Linked DNA regions of Homo sapiens: region 1 is linked to region 2. A link is a contact called in ENCODE Hi-C or POLR2A ChIA-PET data. All regions are on one chromosome and are shown on one strand. Each heading gives the region's core, a stretch centred on a gene start or an enhancer-like site at or near the end of the contact. The rest is flanking DNA. Distances are from core to core; before and after follow the strand shown. Region 1 holds the start of LINC00970 (long intergenic non-protein coding RNA 970). Region 2 overlaps LINC00970 (long intergenic non-protein coding RNA 970).

Region 1 (3,015 bases), core at 172-2,671, 42 kb before region 2:
CATACTGGCAAACTAATGGAATGGAATGATCATGCATAAATCATTGACTGGTGCCAGCCACTGAGCTATGGGTTTATATACTAATTTTGTTTAACTGCCACCTCAAACCTGTGAGAGAGTGCTATTATTCTGATTTTACAAATGGGAGAAGGGAGGCTCAGGAAGGTCAGTAAGTGGCAGAGCTCACACACTGAGTTCTGATGTGTCTGAGTCCAAAGCCCATTCCCATTTCACTGCATTCCTAACTGAGGCCTGGAAAACTTACCCCTGAGATCACAGCATTGCCTGAGAGGAAAAAGGACTTTTCCTATGGTTTTCACACTTTCACTTTTTGCACTGGATCTTTCAGTTGTCTGGTTAACAACTAGGTTACGTCATTCTATATGGGGCTTTCAGATACAGAGCAACTTTCCCAGGACCACCCATTAAACTAGAAGTGAAGTGATATCGTTGTTCTCACTATGATGGTAGGGTGAAGGAAGCAGATTGGCCATGCCAAAACTGATGTCCTCTGAGATCCCGAGGCCCAAGCCAACATTTGACGGCATACCTCACTCAACAACACTTTTACCTGTGTAATAGAAAACAACAGCCATTTATAACTCGCTTATTCATTTTTTTTTTCCACAGGCCTCTGCGCAGCATCTGCTATGTGCAGGCACTGTGCTAGGCCCTGTGGAGACAATAATGAAAAAGATATAGCCCCTGCTTTTCAGATGGTCACAAATTGGCAGAAGGGTGCAAACTCATAACTCTCTTTATTCCAACATTTTGCCAGCTCTGGTTGTAAAGTTGAGGAGTTAGGAGTTGGAGTAAATTTAGGAAATGGGTAGAATATTATTTTTGCAGCTCATTGGAATTCTCCCTTGTTACAGATCAGGGTCCTGGGTTGGGTGGCATACCTATGCCTGTCATTATTTGCATCCCTGGTTTAACAGCTGGCTCTGGCCAATCTTATACGATCCTCTACCTTAGCAAACAGAAACACAGTTTTTGAAAATTCACATGAAGAAGAGTTGAATAGCAAATAAGTTCAGCCTTGAGGCTCCACCTATTACCTGGCTGTTGAGCTTTGTAAAACCATTGATTGTTTAACAGCCAGCAGGGCAAGAAGGCCAGAATTATGCTCAGCAAATGCAGAAACAGAGCACAGTTGTCTGTGTGTGTTTCCATGGTAACAGTGATAACAGCTTATATTTATAGACTCTCTATCTCCAAGGAGCTCAAAGCACTTTACAAACACATCATCTCTCTTCTATAGGAAAAAGAGAGAAGGAGAGAGAGGGGGATAGGAAGAGAGGTAGAGAGAGAGAAAGAAAGGGAGAGAGGGAGGGAGGAGGAAGGGAGAGAGGGAAGCAGGGAGGGAGAGAGAACAGGAGAAGAAGGAGGAGGTACAGAAGGACTTGGTGTGCTATTATGCACATTTCACAGATGGCACAGAGTGGGGAAGTCAGTGACCCAAGGTGGCAAGGTAAGCCAGTGACAGATGGTAGATTGGATGGACCTAGTGGCTCATATAACTCCTGGAACTTTTGCTGCTGGCCTTGAGCAGATGTCAGGGCTGAGCTGCTGTCTCCTAGTCATCTTGCTCTGTTCAGTGTCATCTAGGTGATCAGATAACTCCGGGGACATCAAAAGCAGTTTGGCTCAGTATTGTTGGTGGGAAACACAGGGAAAATTCTTCCATGGGGAGTTGGGGATAATGTCCAAAGTCCTTATAGCCAGACAGCCACCAGGCAATCCCAGACTGTGTTCCGAGGGATGACAGGCTCAGCTGTGCTGCACACTCATACTGAGGCTCTGCGCACATTGATGGAAATGGTTTTCTTCAAATAGAGCCCATTTCACAGTTTCTGAAGGACCTTTGGAGGAAATGCCTTTTGGGTACTTCTTTCTGAGACAACTATTAGACATGTGATGTGACTTGGAGTTATCTGAAGGCTGTAGCCTATGAAATTGAAAATGAGTTTTGTAAATCTCAGATCTACTATTTTCTGTATAAAATTCTTGTATGAATAGAGCCATGTCCTCTGGTGGAGGCCTGAACTCTTGGAGTGGGTTAGCATGAATCTCAAGCTCTTGAGTCCTGGAGCAGCCTGTCCCCATTCTTCTTTAGCCAGAGTTGGCCTTGGTCCCCACTTCTTACCCTCACAGGCCTTCTGTTTTCCCCCTCACTGCCACCTCACTCCACATTTAGCCTTTGGAAAATAGCAACTATTTTCTCTTCTAAAAAAGAGTCATTTTCTGCAGAGCATTCAGTCAATCCAGCCAGCAGTCCCCATGGCAACACTGAGATAAGATCCTTCCTCCCGCAGGTCTTCAGTGGTCTTGATAAACAGATCCCACCGGTTCCTGCAGCCCATGACCTCAGGCTGAAGCCAAAGATGAGCTTCTTGCCTGTTTAGGCTTCAGGGATGCTGGACTGAAGGGCTGATAGTTTGAGTAGCTGAGTCCCAGCAAAGTTTAAATGCTTTACAAATAGGCTTCTGACCCCCAAAGCAAAAATAAATTAAGCAAAGAACTTCCTGAAGGAGGAGGAGCAGTTGTTGGAGGGCCTTCTGGTTTCTGCACCATCTTAGTAGTTGACCTACATCCACCAGCGCCTGGAGGCTCACCCACCCAGGGGGAGTGAGTGGGCTCTTCCTCTGACCCTCTCAGGGTGGGCTGCACTCAGACTGAAGTTCTTTCTCTTCCTTCAAGATGCCAAGCTCCCTCTTACCTCCTGGCCTTGAGCTCCAAGCAGGAAGGAGCCCCAACCCCTGGTTTTGTGCCTGGTGCATACTCAGAATTTGTAAAGGAATGAACTCCTTTTGGCTGTTCCCTCCCTCCCTTAATCTTCACACCTTTTTCTTGGCCTTCCCAGTCCTCCTCCTTAAGGTCCCTCTTAGACACTCTGAAATTCCATCTCTCCCACTTCTTCCTATATAGTATTTTATCTTTCCCTCATTACAGCACTTATCACACACTATGGCAATTGCTTATTTTGATAGGAGTTTCTGGATGTCACTGAAACTG
Region 2 (2,966 bases), core at 292-2,791:
ATGAAGAAGCCTTGAAATTGACCCCAGCTCTAGCCACTGACCAGTCTGCCTCAATCACCTGGGAGACCCCGATTCAGACTAGCTCAGCTCAGCTGCTCTCAAATTCCTGGCCTACAAAACCCACAAGAGCTAATAAACAGCATTGCTCTTGCAAGGCACTAAGTTTTGGGCTGATTTGTTATGTATTGCTAGATAACAAATAAACGCATGATATCAACTAATAACTCTGTGTGGCAGGTATTGTTATCTTAGTTTCACAAATGAAGAAACTAAGGTTTAGAGAACTTGAGAAGCATACATACAATACCGCTAGGGAGACACAGAGCTGGGACACAAACTTGTGTCCACGAGACTCCAGAGCTTGTCAAGGATCCTCTGCACCAGGAGGCTGCCTCACTGGATGCTGGAGGAGGTTGAAACAAATAGGTAAAATTGTGTTTTTCTGTATCTGCCCTACTAGCCTCTCATGATTCTAAGATTAAACACACGATCACATTGTGTTTGGAAGATCACCACCTGTTCAAAACACTCTAGGCTCATAGTTAACTGGCAGAACCAGCCCCTGAAGTGAATTTACTAAAAGGCTCTGTGTCCTGCGTCTCCTTAGGAACAGTGCTGGGTTTCAAAGTAGGCATCAGGGCAGGGCTGCTAGTTAAAGGGGGTGGTCAGCAGGCCCAGAGGGCCCAGGTTGCCCTGGGGAAGCCTGGAGAAGGCTGTGAAGTTCCAAGCTTAAGGCAGGCAAGGGAAGGCCATATGGTGTGTGGTGAAAAATGGCGGAGGAAAACAGAACAAACAAGGCTGAGGAGTGGGAGCACAGCTGAGAAGGAAGTGAGAAGAGCACGATGTAACGGAAGCTCTGGAGAGCAATGAGAGAAATCTTCACAGACTGGATGGCTGAATGCTCCCCAGAGACACAGAAGGGCTCTGCTGCTGCTGCCAAGGGGAAGCAATTGGTTTGATATTAGACCCAAGGGGATTTACATGCCAAGGTCCACTTTAGAATTTCTATCCTAACCTCTGAACCCATGTACTTCTAAAACGTATATGTAAATGTTTCTGAGAAGACAGGGTCCATTCATTCAGGTTAATGTCTATCAAGCATCTATTATGTGCTGGGTGACCAGTGACAATGGGACATATAGAATATAAATTAAACACATTTTCTGCCCAAGAGGAACAGGGTCTGGAGGGAAATGATAATTTTTGGACACCTATTGTGTGCCAGGTCCTATCTGGGGTGATTTACTTAAATTTTCTCATTTAATCTTGACACCTATTCTACAAAATAGGCATTACCTTTATAAGAAGCTGAGCTTAGAGAAATTAAATAACATGCTTAAAGTTATATACAGCAAGCAAGTGTGTGTGTTTTAACCCAGGTTAATCTAATTCTAAAACCCATAATTGTTCCGCTGTCAACCCTGCCTCTCAGGCTTATGGGTTCGCATTTCTGGGTGCAGATTTCATGGAACTGTGTACAGAGGGCTTTAAGTCAGCAGAGAGGAAGTGGTTAGTCCTGCCTTGAAGAAGGTGCAGGAGGGGACGTGGTTTCACAGAAGTTATTAGATCAGGGCAGTGTAGGGAGAGGAGGAGTTTAGTAGTTAGAGAAGGACACTGTAGACAGAGGGAGTTGCAAGTCAGAGGGAACAGTGTGCCAGGCATGGAATGGAGGAAGACATAGTTGGAAAGACAGGCCAGGGCTAGACTGTGAGAAACTGTTTCTTTTCAAAGGAATATGGGCAAAGGGAAGCACTGAGGTTTTTAAGCAGGAAAGTGACTTGATCAGATGTGCCTTTTAGAAAGGTCATCCTGATAGCTCTTGGCAGTATTGTTAGGAGCAGAAAGAGCCTGGCCATTTTCACTTAGATGTTGCACTGACCTCTGAATCTCAAAAATCTCACAGTGAAATGCATGATCTGTCTTCTTCCTGCTTGCAAACTCTTATCTACTCCTGGGTACCCAACTTGGTAAGCACCTCACCATCCACCCAACTGACCAGGCCAGGGGCCTTGGCTTGTACAGAGGTGGGTGTGCACAGATGCTGACAAAGCTTAAGCATCAGGGCCCCTCACTCACATGAGCACTCTCCAGGCCCTGCACTGAATTTTGTGTTTGCAGCTTTGTAGTCAAGAGCTGTGCTAATCTCTTAGTTGTGCCATTTTTTCTCTTAAACTCTTTCTAATTTGGCTTTCAGCCACTATCTGCCACCTGGATCCCTGTAGTGGGTTTTGCTTAGGTTAGCCTGCTTCTCTACTTGCCACTGGAAATTTTATTCTCAAAGTAATTCTTCTAAAACATAAGTCAGGTCATGTTATTCCTCTGCTTAAAACCCTGTCATAGTTTTCACTGAGAGTAAAAGTCAAAGCCCTTACATTGCGCACTAGGGCCGTGCATCTCCTGACTGCTGTTTCCTTTTTGAGTTTTTGCCCACCACTCTTCCTTACACTTTGTGCTGCTCTAGCCACACTGGCCTGGAGCCACTCCTCAACACTCAGGCCCGCTCCCATTGTAGGGTCTTGGCTTTAACCTTTCCCTCTTTCAGGAGGCCCCTCCCACAGATATTTTCTCACCTCCCACAAGTCTGTGCTCAAGTCTTGCCTTCTTAATGAGACCTATTCTGACTACTATTCTTTTTTCTTTCCAACTTGTATTTTAGGTTCAGGGGGTACATGTGCATGTTTGTTACGTGGGTAAATTGTACGTCACAGGGGTTTTGTGTACAGATAATTTTGTCAACCAGGCAATCAGCATAGTACCTGATAGGTAGTTTTTCAATCCTCTCCCTCCTCCTACCCTCCACCCACAAGTAGGCCCCAGGGTCTATTGTTTCCTTCTTTGTGTCCATATGTACTCAATGTTTAGCTCCCATTTATAAATGAGAACATGTGGTATTTGGTTTTCTGTTCTTGTGTTAATTTGCTTAGGGTAATGGCCTCTAGCTGCATCCATGTTGCTGCCAAGGATAT

What was found. Hi-C counts contacts between places; a loop is a spot of excess contacts on that map. ChIA-PET counts read pairs that join two places held with the same protein, here RNA polymerase II (POLR2A). Pooled maps may share reads with other maps.
Region 1: a map of naive thymus-derived CD4-positive, alpha-beta T cell shows a loop between it and region 2 (2.5-fold over the local background). The contact joins the promoter of LINC00970 here to the enhancer-like site in region 2. A Hi-C loop is called at or near these places in 3 of 168 maps with a recorded cell type or tissue (Right ventricle myocardium inferior, naive thymus-derived CD4-positive, alpha-beta T cell and right cardiac atrium), 11 of 37 single-sample maps with no recorded cell type and 11 of 50 pooled maps. POLR2A ChIA-PET finds 5 or more read pairs at or near these places in 4 of 52 experiments (GM12878, Panc1, activated T-cell and 1 more).

What each region holds. Positions count from the first base shown.
Region 1 is chr1:169,085,411-169,088,425 of GRCh38, reverse strand. It overlaps LINC00970 (long intergenic non-protein coding RNA 970), which reads left to right and starts at 1,421. Exons shown (of 5, transcript NR_104091.1): 1 at 1,421-1,471.
Region 2 is chr1:169,043,091-169,046,056 of GRCh38, reverse strand. All of the region lies in intron 3 of LINC00970 (long intergenic non-protein coding RNA 970), which reads left to right. Among named protein-coding and RNA genes, the nearest start is that of LINC00970, 42 kb to the left of the region's middle. RefSeq lists enhancers at 757-886, 1,439-1,698. Within about 2 kb of position 1,541, at least 6 of the 41 ENCODE cell types and tissues checked have a DNase peak (open chromatin) inside an H3K27ac peak, as active enhancers do; they include GM12878, where a contact is called at or near this core.